Linked DNA regions of Homo sapiens: region 2 is linked to region 1. Evidence: read pairs that join two places in POLR2A ChIA-PET (ENCODE). Cell type or tissue: PC-9. All regions are shown on one strand. Links, peaks and the distances in the headings refer to the core of each region. The heading gives the core; the rest is flanking DNA.

Region 1 (5,719 bases), core at 749-4,748:
GATTGATAAAGCCCGGGAAGCAGAGGTTGCAGTGAGCCGAGATTGTGCCACTGCACTCCAGCCCAGGTGACAGAGCGAGACCCCATCTCAAAAAAAAAAAAAAAAAAAAAAGACTAAAGGGTGCCAGAGAAGATGCCTTCCTTTTTTCCTTTTCCTTCTTTCTTTTTTTCTTTTTTTTTTTTTTTTTGAGAGTCGCGCTCTGTCGTCTAGGCTGGAGTGCAATGGCCTGGTCTCGGCTCACTGCAACCTCTGCTTCCCGAGCTTCATCAATCCTCCTGCCTCAGCCTCTCATGTAGCTGGACTATAGGCGTGTGCCACCTGGTTCAAGCAATTCTCCTGCATCAGCCTCCTGAGTAGCTGGGATTACAGGCGCCCACCACCACGCCCGGCTAATTTTTGTATTTTTAGTAAAGACAGGGTTTCACCATGTTAACCACACTGGCCTTGAACTCCTGACTTCAGGTGATCCGCCCGCCTCGGCCTCCCAAAGTGCTGTGATTACAGGCATGAGCCATCGCGCCTGGTGAATTCAAATATTTTTTACGTTTACAGTTGGTTAAGAAAGCAAAGCTTTATCTAAAACCTTGGGGTCAGCAGAAGGGATGTTAAGTTTTCACCTGTGAGTCTGATTCCCTCCAAGCCCCTCAGGAAGAAATTTAGAACAAAGAACTCCAATCAGAGTTCAGCCCTTGGTTCACCCTTATCTGAGGTCAACGTGAAAGCTGTCGCCATTTTTCATCTGGTTGAGGTCTGCGCTTCTGAAAAACAACTTAGGGACATTTGTCAAGATGTTATCTTTACTTTCTATAGGGGATCAAATATCTTGTGGCTCTAACCGACTTGGGTGGCTGTTGTTCTGAGCTATTATTACTTTTTCTTGTTTTTTGTTTTTTGTTTTTTTTTTTGAGACGGAGTCTTGCTCTGTTGCCCAGACTGGAGAGCAATGGCCCAATCTAAGCCCACTGCACCCTCCGCCTCCCGGGTTCAAGCAATCCTCCTGCCTCAGCCTCCCGCGTAGCTGGGATTACAGGCATCCGTCACCACACCCAGCTAATTTTTGTATTTTTAGTAGAGATGGGGTTTCATCACATTAGCCAGGCTGATCTCGAACTCCTGACCTCAGTTGATCTATCTGTCTCGACCTCCCAAAGTGCTGGGATTACAGGTGTGAGGCACTGAACCCAGCCAATTATTACCTTCTTCTCATCAAGTTGCTAATTTACTTCTCAAGATAGCTAGGTGCCCGGAATTTCCCTCGAAGGGTAATGTGGTTTGGGTATGTGCCCTCCAAATCTCATGTTGAGATGTGATTTCCAGCCAGGCGCAGTGGCTCACACCTGTAATCTCAGCACTTTGGGAGGCTGAGGTGGGCAGATCACTTGAGGTCAGGAGTTCAAGACTAGCCTGGCCAGTATGGTAAAACCTTAATTCTACTAAAAAAAAAAAAAATACAGGCCGGGTGCGGTGGCTCATGCCTGTAATCCCAGCACTTTGGGAGGCCAAGGCGGGTGGATCACAAGGTCAGGAGATCGAGACCATCCTGGCTAACACGGTGAAACTCTGTCTCTACTAAAAATACGAAAAATTAGCCAGGCGTGGTGGCGGGCGCCTGCAGTCCCAGCTACTTGGGAGGCTGACGCATGAGAATGGCGTGAACCCGGGAGGTGGAGCTTGCAGTGAGCCGAGATAGTGCCACTGCACTCCAGCCTGGGTGACAGAGCAAGACTCTGTCTCAAAAAAAAAAAAAAAAAATTAGCCGGGCGTGGTGGTGTGCATCTGTAGTCCCAGCTACTCGGGAGGCTGAGGCAGGAAAATTGCTTGAACCTGGGAGGCAGAGGCTGCAGTGAGATGAGATCACACCACTGCACTGCAGCCTAGGTGAGAGAGCAAGACTCTGTCTCAAAAAAAAAAAGAGATGTCATTCTCGGAATTGGAAGTGAGGCCTGGTGGCAATGATGGGATCATCCCCTTGGTGATGAGTGAGCTCCCACTCAGGTAGTTCCCATGAGATCTGGCTGTTTATAAGAGTGCAGCGCCTCCCTGTTCTCTCTCTCACTCCCTCTTTCACCATGTGACATGCCGTATCCCCTTTTGCCTTTGTGAAAAGAAAATAAATCTTGGGACCCCTCCTACCCTGACAAGTCACTAAGCCAAAGGGAAAAGTCAAGCTGAGAGCTGCATCAGGAAAAGGTAGGATAGGCATGATGGGGGCAGAGAGGGCTCTCCCCTCGCCCACTAGAAATGTCAGCAGATGGTTTGGCGATCATCCCATTGCCTCTCTAAAAGGGATAAATTGGCCGGGCACAGCACCTTGTGAGGCCGAGGCGGGCGGATCACTTGATGTTAGGAGATCGAGACCAGCCTGGCCAACATGATGAAACCCCGTCTCCACTAAAAATACAAAAATATTAGCTGGGCATGGTGGTGTGTGCCTGTAGTCCTAGTTGCTCAGGAGGCTGAGGCAGGAGAATTGCTTGAACCCAGTAGGTGAAGGTTACAGTGATATCGCACCACTGCACTCAAGCCTGGGTGACAGAGCCAGATTCTGTCTCAAAAAAAAAAAAAAAGTGACAAATTGGCAGCTGGCACCAGGAAAAGGCCATTGCCTGCTGGTCCACACCTGTTGCATTAAAGTATGAATTGAATGCAGGCACAAGGGAGAGGCACAAGGGGGCTTCTGATAAAATGTCAGGTATTGGATGAGTGAGTCCAGGCATGTGCAGTAAGAGACAAAATGGGGGAGTATGACCTTTCGGGGGCACTCCACCAGAAAAGGGAAGAAAGCCTTAGATGGGTGTGCACAGAAGTTTCTAAACACATAGCGGGTGCTCACCTGCCCCCTGTGGCAGCCCACCCTAAAGGAAGGAACATGGGAAAGAGGCCAGCCTATAAAGTCCTAGGGTCAAGGTTAAACACCGCACTTGACCTTGGTGCCCTCTTGGGTCTCTTCCAAGCGTACTTTTCTTTCCTTTCTTTCCTATTCTAAAGCCTTTTAAATAAACTTCCACTCCAGGGCTGAGCACGGTGGCTCATGCCTGTAATCCTAGCATTTTGAGAGGCCAAGGCAGGTGGACCACTTGAGGTCAGGAATTCAAGACCAGTCTGGCAACATGGTGAAGCATCGTCTCTACTAAAAATACAAAAATTAGCCAGGTCTGGTGGCACATGTCTATAGTTCCAACTACTAGGGAGACTGAGGTAGTAGAATCACTTGAACCCAGTGGGTGGAGGTTGCAGTGAGCTGAGATGGTGCCACTGCACTCCAGCCTAGGCAACAAAAAAAAATTTTTTTTTTTTTTGAGATGGAGTTTCGCTCTGTCCCCAGGCTGGAGTGCAGTGGCACAATCTCGGCTCACTGCAAGCTCCGCCTCCCGGGTTCATGCCATTCTCCTGCCTCACCCTCCTGAGTAGCTGGGACTACAGCCGCCTGCCACCATGCCCGGCTAATTTTTTTTTTTGTATTTTTAGTAGAGACGGGGTTTCACCGTGTTAGCCAGGATGGTCTCGATGTCCTGACCCCGTGATCCACCCGCCTCGGCCTCCCAAAGTGTTGGAATTACAGGTGTGAGCCACCGCGCCTGGCCTAAAATATTTTAAATATATAAGCAAACAAACTAACTTCCACTCCTGCTCTGAAACTTACCTTGGTCTCTTTTTCTGCCTTACACACCTCAGTTGAATTCTTTCCTGAGGAGGCAAAAATTGAGGTCACTGCAAACCCACACAGATTCACTGCCTGGAACACTGATACCTTCCACCGATATCAAAGCTGCCTCATATTTTATTCCTAAATAAGATAGCAACAAAGATTTTTTTAAAAAGCTACATATGCCAGGTGCAGTGGCTCACGCCTGTGATCCCAGCACTTTGAGAGGCTAAGGTGCGCGGATCACTTGAAGTCAGAAGTTCGAGACCAGGCTGGCCAACCTGGTAAGACCCCGTCTCTACCACAAAAACAAAAATTAGCCAGACATGGTGGTGTGTGCCTGTAATCCCAGCTACTAGGGAGGCTGAGAAAGGAGAATCGCTTGAACCTGGGAGGTGGAGGTTGCAGTGAGCCAAAATCGTGCCAGGTTTTGTAATGTGTTTCCCGTCTTTATAACATTAGGGTCTGATGGACTTAGACGTCCCAGTTCCCAGGATTGGGGTAAGCAGAATACTTTCTTTTCTTTTTTTAATTATCTTTTTTTTGGCTGGGTGTAGTGGCTCATGCCTGAAATCTTACTTTGGGAGGCTGAGGTGGGCGGACTGCTTGACCTAAGGAGTTTGAAACCAGTCTAGGCAACATAGCAAAACCCCATCTCTACAAAAAATACAAAAATTAGCCAGGCATGATGGCACATACCTGTAGTCCCAGCTGCTCAGTGGGCTGACGTGGGAGGATCGCTTGAGCATGAGAGGTTGAGGCTGCAGTGAGCTGTCATCGCACCATTGCACTCCAGCCTGGGGGACAGAGCAAGACCCTGTCTCAAAAAAAAAAAAAAAAATGTGGGTAGTAGAGGAGAAATAATGTTTGAAGGCTGGGTGTGGTGGCTCATGCCTGTAATCCCAGCATTTTGGGAGGCTGAGGTGGGAGGATCACCTGAGGTCAGGAGTTCAAGACCAGCCTGGCCAACATGGCGAAACCCCAGCTCTACTAAAAACACAGAAAATTAGCCAGGCATGGTGGCACGCACCTGTAATCCCAGCTACTTGGGAGGCTGAGGCAGGGAAATCGCTTGAACCCCAGAGGCCGAGGTGGCAGTGAACTGAGATTGCACCACTGCACTCTAGCCTGGATGACCGAGCAAGACTCTGTCTCAAAAAAAAAAAAAAAAAAAAGGAAGAAAAGAAAAGAAAAAGAGAAAAAAGAAATAATGTTGGATATGTATGGACCCAGAAGCTAATGTGTGTAAAGTATTTCCAGTCATCAGAGAAGTACAATTGTAAGCGTATAATTCCATTCTTGTTGATACCTAGTCATAATATCTCATCAATCCTAACAGAATGGCCTCAATCATTTGGTATATGCAATCTCACACGTAGAGTTTTGTTTTGTTTTGTTTTGTTTGCTTGTTTTAGAGACAGGGATGTGCTCTGGCACCCAGGCTGGAGTGCAGTGGCACAATCATAGCTCACCGCAGCTGCCAACTCCTGGGCTCAAGCAACCCTCCTGCCACAGCCTCCTGAGAAGCTGGACACAGGCATGGGCTACCACACCCGGGTAACTTTTTTAACATAGAGTTTGCATTTTTATGAGAATTTTGTGCAGTAGAAGTTATTACAATTTTTGTGTTTGTAGGGTACAAACCTGTACCAGTACTATAAACAATAATAATATCTTTTCATGAAGTCACAGCCCAATGTGTCAGTTCACATTTTTTTTTTTTTTTTTGAGACGGAGTCCCACTTTATCTCCCAGGCTGGAGTGCAATGGTGCAATCTCGGCTTACTGCAACCTCCGCCTCCTGGATTCAAGCGATTCTCCTGTCTCAGCCTCCCAAGTAGCTGGGATTACAGGCACACGACACCACACATGGCTGATTTTTGTATTTTTAGTAGAGACTGTGTTTCACCATGTTGGCCAGGCTGGTCTCGAACTCCTGACCTCCAGTGATCTGCCTGCCTCAGCCTCCCAAAGTGCTGGGATTACAGGCATAAGCCACTGTGCCCAGCCTTCAGTTCACATCTTAGCACACCAGGAAGGCTATGTGGTTCTACAGCAAATAGACTAAAGAAA
Region 2 (5,719 bases), core at 768-4,767, 870 kb after region 1:
GGAGGTGCAGCAGCTCATCACTCAGCCCCGTGAAGCTCAGGTCCAGCACCGCCAGCACAGCACCATGGCTGCTCAGGTAGCGTGTGATGTGTTGCACGTCCTGTGTCGACAGCGGGATGCCTGAGAGGTCCACAGTCTCCCCTGCCAGCAGAGTCTTCTGGAGGCTGCTCTTGAGGCTATGGGAGAGTGGCAGGTGGGGATGGACTAGGCAACCAGGCAGTCCCCCCACTGACCACAGACAGTGACCTGTCGGGAACAGCCCAGGCCTACAGTCTGGCAAAGCCAGATTCAAACTGTGTCTTTCGTATTTTTTGAGACAAAGTTTCGCTCTTTTTGTCCAGGCTGGAGTGCAGTGGCACAATCTCGGCTTACGGCAACCTCTGCCTCCCGGATTCAAGCGATTCTCCTGCTTCAGCCTCCCAAGTAGCTGGGATTAAAGGCATGTGCCACCACGCCTGGCTAATTTTGTATTTTTAGTAGAGGCGGGGTTTCTCCATCTTTGTCAGGCTGGTCTCGAACTCCTGACCTCAGGTGATCTGACCGCCTCAGCCTCCCAAAGTGCTGGGATTACAGGCGTGAGCCACTGCGCCCGGGCCCAAACTGTCACTTTCTAAGTGGGTGGCCATGGGCAATGCTCAGAGGCTCAGTTTCCCCTTTGGTGAAAATGGGACGTGGTTGTTGTGAGGATTAAATGCACACACAGTAAGGCTCTTTCTTCATGAACTATTATTTGAAATCTCACTGTGTGCCCAGCATCCCACACCTGTTTTATTGACATCTCACTTATTTTTCAGATAGGTGAAGTAACTCTTCCATGGCCACACACCACTAAGCGGGGAACCAGGTCCTCAAACTGAGATGCTCTGACTCTTGAGCCCACATGTTTTTTTCCCTGTGCCCCTTCTGATGTCGATTCTTTTAGGGTAGGGAGAAATTCTCCTACAAAGGGACGGCTATTAGGCTGTACAGGGCACCGGGGATAGAGAGGGACAGGCCCACAGTAGTGAAAGGGGAGGTCCTGGGTGTGCAGGCTGGGGGCCGGCCATGAGGGAGGGCTCCCCGTGTTTTCTCAGTTAGAAGGGAAGTTCAGAGACTGAGAAGGACCCCCGCCCCCACCAACCCTCTAGGTCTCTCCCCAGTTATCTGAACAGAGCCCACTAGGCAGACAGGCCTTTTGGGGGACTGACAGCAGTGAGCACACCCTCAGGACCCCCACCAGCCATGGCAGGGAACAACCTTGTGGGGTCCAAGCTCAGCGTGGCCTATTAGGCCCAAGGTGGGACAGGGGTGGAGGGCAGACAGGGGAGGCCTGCTAGGGTAAGCTCCCGGCAGCAGTTCAGGCCTCTGGGCCTGGGTGCCTGTGGCCAGCTCTGGACTGAGCCTGTGTGTGAGGCTCCATGGATGGAGTCACTCCAGGATGGAGTGTCTGAGAGGGACCCATGGCAGAGGGAGCTATTGGGCAGCCACGGAAGCCTCAGTTTTAGGCAGCCTGGCAGTGGCAAAGAATTCCCAACAAGGTACAGGAAAATCAGGGTAGAGTGTGGCCTTAGGCAAGCCACTTCTCCGAACCTGTTTCCTTCCCTCTAAAATGAGAATCGCGATCCAGAATCTGCCTCCCCCGCAACCTGTTGGGAAGTCTCAGCTGAAGATGCCTACTGAGGTCACCTTGGCTGTTGGGTGGAGGGGTGGGGTGTCCAGGCCGTGTAACAGACCAGGGATTGAGGGATGTATGAATGGCAGGAGGCAGGACCGTCCTGTGGGAAATGCCAAACGGGTCACTCAGAGGGTGCAGCTTGGCTTGGGGAGCATCTGCTACCACGGGCCAGGCTGACTTCCAGGGTAGGGCCCTCATGCGGACCAGGTGAGGGCCTCACCAGGTGGGATTTCAGCACCAGCCTCTTGGTGAGAGTGCAGGTGTCAACCTGAGAAGGGACCTTGGAGCAGCAGTGAGGAGGGGCAGTGGCTGGGCTACCCTTACCAGCTCTGGGTCTTCCTCTGGCGCAGGCTGGACCCTTGCTGCTGCTTCGAGTGAGGGGTGAGGTGGTAGATGAGCTGTCGGCAGATCTTGTCCGAGGACTTCCAGAGCTCATAGTCCTGTGGGAGGGCAGTGTCACCATGGTGAATCTGAGCCCCTCCTGCCCACCTCAGGGCCTTGGGGAGAGGGACCCAGGCAGCCAAGTGTGTGTGTGAGCACAGTCATGCACCATGCATCACCGAGTTGCCCACCAGGGCCTCCCCCTCCTACCCCCCAACCCGGCTGTGGCCTGGCACAGAGCCAGGGGAGGCTGCCCTCTGGGAGCTGGACAGGCTGGTCCAGTCCCGCAGTGCCCGGCGGGAGGAAGCCCAGACAATGAGCCCTTGTTCCCTGTCCTCGGGCCCAGGGCCAGCGTCTCGGGCTATCAGCCGGCTGCCTGCCCACCCTCAGCACCCTTCGGGGACTTGCCACAGGGGGAGGAGGCCAGACCAGGCCCCTCGAGGGAGCCGTGCTCCACTGACGCCAATCCCAGGGAGTAGGAACAAGCCAGGTCAGCGTGTTCTTCTTCCTCTCACTCTCCAAGCGAGACTGCGCCTGCGGGGTCTGGGTCTGGGCTGACAGGGCTGGGGGATGTAATGTTTTACAGCACCACCACCTGGCTCTCTCTCAGTCCTAACTGGGCTCCGGCAGAGGCCCAGCTCAGGGTGGAATCCGAGGTGCGCGGCCCACAAAGCTGGCACTGAGCATGCTCCACTGCATCCTTTATCCAGTCCCTCTGTGAGCAGCCCCAGGAGCAGGCAGCACACACAGCAGCTGCAAGCCCTGGCTGTTCCTGTGATGGCCGTGGGCTAGGCGCAGAGTCCTAGGGGCCGACTGTGCAGAGACCTGGGCATTCAGAGCTGGCAGGGCCCAGAGCGGATACCCTGGTTTTGGTTGGGGACTCACTGTGACTAGGAGTCTGGGTCCGGTGGCTGGTCACAGCCACACATCCTGGGGCTGTGTCGATGCTCATGGCAGGACATCTGCAGGTGCTGTCAGCATGGGGTTCTGGGCAGCTGTGGGGTGGAGGCTGCAGGTGGCAAACTCCACCCCAGCAAGGAGGAGGGCCTTGCTTATGACCCCAGCTGTTGTAGGGGAAAGCAGTGAGCACCCGTCCGCAAGGGTGTCTGTACAGGATGGAGACCTGCGGACAGACGGGGGCTCTAGCCGAGAGCGGCTCTCTTCTGGCCCAGGAATTCAGAGGCTAGGAGTTTGTTTCCGTTGGTGGATTTCTCAGAACAGTCTGTGACCCGCAGGGTCCCCATATGACTTCTGCCCAGCTATAGTCTTCCTGGTCTGGGCCCCCAGGCCTGGTGCACAGTGCTGCCACACAGAAAATGGGTCTGCCCAGGACTCTGAGGGTCCTGCAAAGCACAGCTCACACTTGCTCTAGCTGGTGGCCAGCCTAATATACTGATGCTGGCAGCAGGTCTCAGACAGGGACAGTGACTTGCCTAAGGCCACACAGCAAGCCGCAGAAGGACCTAGCCTCCCAGTCCCCAGCCCTGGGCTCTGTTGGCCCCCCTGTCCACCACAGTGCCCAGCCCAGGGCCCGTGCCTGCCAGCCTCACCTTCTTGGGGCACTGCAGGTCCCGGGCCAGGTTCACAAGCAGGTCATGGGAGATGGGGTCGACCGGGTTGAGGAAGGCCACATCTCTGTAGAGGATATCAGGAAGGAGGGTCCTCTCAAGGCCCAGGTCCTGTGAGTGGTGAAGAGAGAGTTGAGTGAGCCCGTTGGGTCTCCCATCTCGAGGCACCACCCCAGCCAGCCAGATGCTGCTTATGCCCGTTCCTGTCTCTCCATCTCCTCCCTAAGGCTGGCTGGATTCTCCCCACAGGCGGCCATGGGCCAACAGTCCAGTGGCGGGTGGCCCCCTTCTTTTTTTGCTTATTTATTTTTTGAGACAGGGTCTCACCCTGTCACCCAGGCTGGAGTGCAGTGGCGTGATCTCAGTTCAGTGTAACATCTGCCTCCTCAAGGAATCCTCCCACTTCAGCCTCCTGAGGAGCTGGGGCTATAGACAGGCACCACTATGCTCAGCTAATTAAAAAAAAAATGTTTTGTAGAAATGGGGTCTCACTATGTTGCCCAGACTGGTCTCAAACTCCTGGGCTCAAGCGATCCTCCCAAAGTGCTGGGATTACAGGTGTGAGCCACTCAGCCTTGGAGGACCCTTTGGATAAGTAGAGGGGAGGGACATGGGAGCCCTCAGGGAAGTGGTAAGTGAATCCCAGAACCCTTAGACCAGTTCCCTTGAGGTAGTGTTGTGCTGTGACACTGCCTTCTCTGGGGTTAGGACTTGTCAGTGGGATTCTTTGGGGTCTTTCGTCTTATGGTGGGGGGGTTTGCTCTTCTTATGACCCCTCAAATTCCCCTGTCCCCCAGTGTTCCCTTCAGATCCTCTGCCTTCCCACCTATCCCTTGGTTTTCCTAAGCTGCGGCCAGCATCTGTTTGCGGACAGGTATGGATCCTTCCCTTGGGGGCGGACCTCTCTCTCAGATGTCTCAAAGGCATGCCACCCTGAAGCCAGCCTCACCACCCATGCCCCAGCTCAGTATAGGGCACCTCCATGACCATCTTCCCAGGCACTGGGGCCAGAAGCTCTGGAACCCCCCAGCACTCTTCCGTCCTCCTCTCTCCCCCAGCTCACCTAGTCATCCCTTCTCTCTCCCCACCACTCCTGCCAAGATTCAGGCCTCCAGCCTCCTCTCCTACCCATCCCTCACCCCACCGCCTGCATAGACCTGCCCTGGCCTTCCTGCCTCACTCCTCCACTTTCTCCTCCTGTCTACTCCCACAGGACTGGTGTGGGGCTGAATACTCTTTCAGAGGGTCTCTTTGTTTTGAGACGGAGTTTTGCTCTTGTTGCCCGGGCTGGGGCGCAGTGGTGCGAGGTCAGCTCACCGCAACCTCCGCCTCCCGGGTTCAAGCAATTCTCCTGCCTCAGCCTCCTGAGTAGCTGGGATTGCAGGCATGTGCCACCACGCCCAGCTAATTTTGTATTTTTAGCAGGGAAGGGGTTTCTCCATGTTGGTCAGGCTGGTCTCGAATTCCCGACTTCAGGTGATCTGCCTGCCTCAGCCTCCCAAAGTGCTGGGATTATAGGCGTGAGCCACTGCATCTGGCCCAGAGGGTCTCTTTAGAGGACATTTTGAGAGCTGATGGGGCAGCCACAGCCAGGAGGGGCCTCTAGACCCCATGTGGGCCTTCTCCAATCCATAGGTGATATGCTCTGTGCGTGGGTCCCAAGCACAGGAAGTTGGGCCAGGCAGGGGAGGCCGTGGGTCACAGCTGCAGGGTCCCTGCAGGTTATGGAGCAGGATAGGCCCCGGCTGGACCTCAAATCCCAACCTCTGAGACACAAAGAGGTGGTCTCTGAGGATCCTTCTTTCCCTCTAGTTTCCCAGCTAAAATGCCCAACTGGTGTCTTGGACTCCAGGCAGCATCCCAGACTGAGATCTGTGCCTCTGGTTGTCTGGCTGATTCAGTGCTGCTCTGCTGTTTGCCACAGATGCCAGCTAGGGAAGATCCAGGAGGAAGGCTGGCTGATGAGCCTGGCAGACCCAGACAGGGCCCCAGACCGCAACCTGCCAGCCTGCCTTCCATGGGTCTAGACAGCTCCTCTTAAACGGACAGCTCCATTTTTCCAGCCTGCTGAATCCAGAGTTGGAGGAGGTGGAGAAGGGAAGGGAGGAAGAAGGGC

What was found. ChIA-PET counts read pairs that join two places held together with the same protein. Peaks named below come from ENCODE experiments on the same cell type or tissue, not always from the same donor. Only the 100,000 strongest peaks of a DNase experiment are listed, where the experiment ranks them.
Region 2: POLR2A ChIA-PET joins it to region 1 with 6 read pairs; 1 of 35 experiments calls an interaction of 5 or more read pairs at or near these places.

Annotation. Positions count from the first base shown.
Region 1 is chr22:23,720,319-23,726,037 of GRCh38, forward strand. No RefSeq gene overlaps it. Among named protein-coding and RNA genes, the nearest start is that of ZNF70, 28 kb to the right of the region's middle. In PC-9, for the core only: no CTCF peak of the experiment used is centred there; no DNase peak of the experiment used is centred there; H3K4me3 peaks cover 551 bases; H3K27ac peaks cover 882 bases.
Region 2 is chr22:24,586,236-24,591,954 of GRCh38, forward strand. LRRC75B (leucine rich repeat containing 75B) reads right to left here. Exons shown (of 4, transcript NM_207644.3): 2 at 3,586-3,714; 3 at 1,979-2,094; 4 at 1-176. It also overlaps a transcript of GGT1 not described here. Among named protein-coding and RNA genes, the nearest start is that of LRRC75B, 4.0 kb to the right of the region's middle. RefSeq lists an enhancer at 5,265-5,719. In PC-9, for the core only: no CTCF peak of the experiment used is centred there; a DNase peak (open chromatin) is centred at 2,298.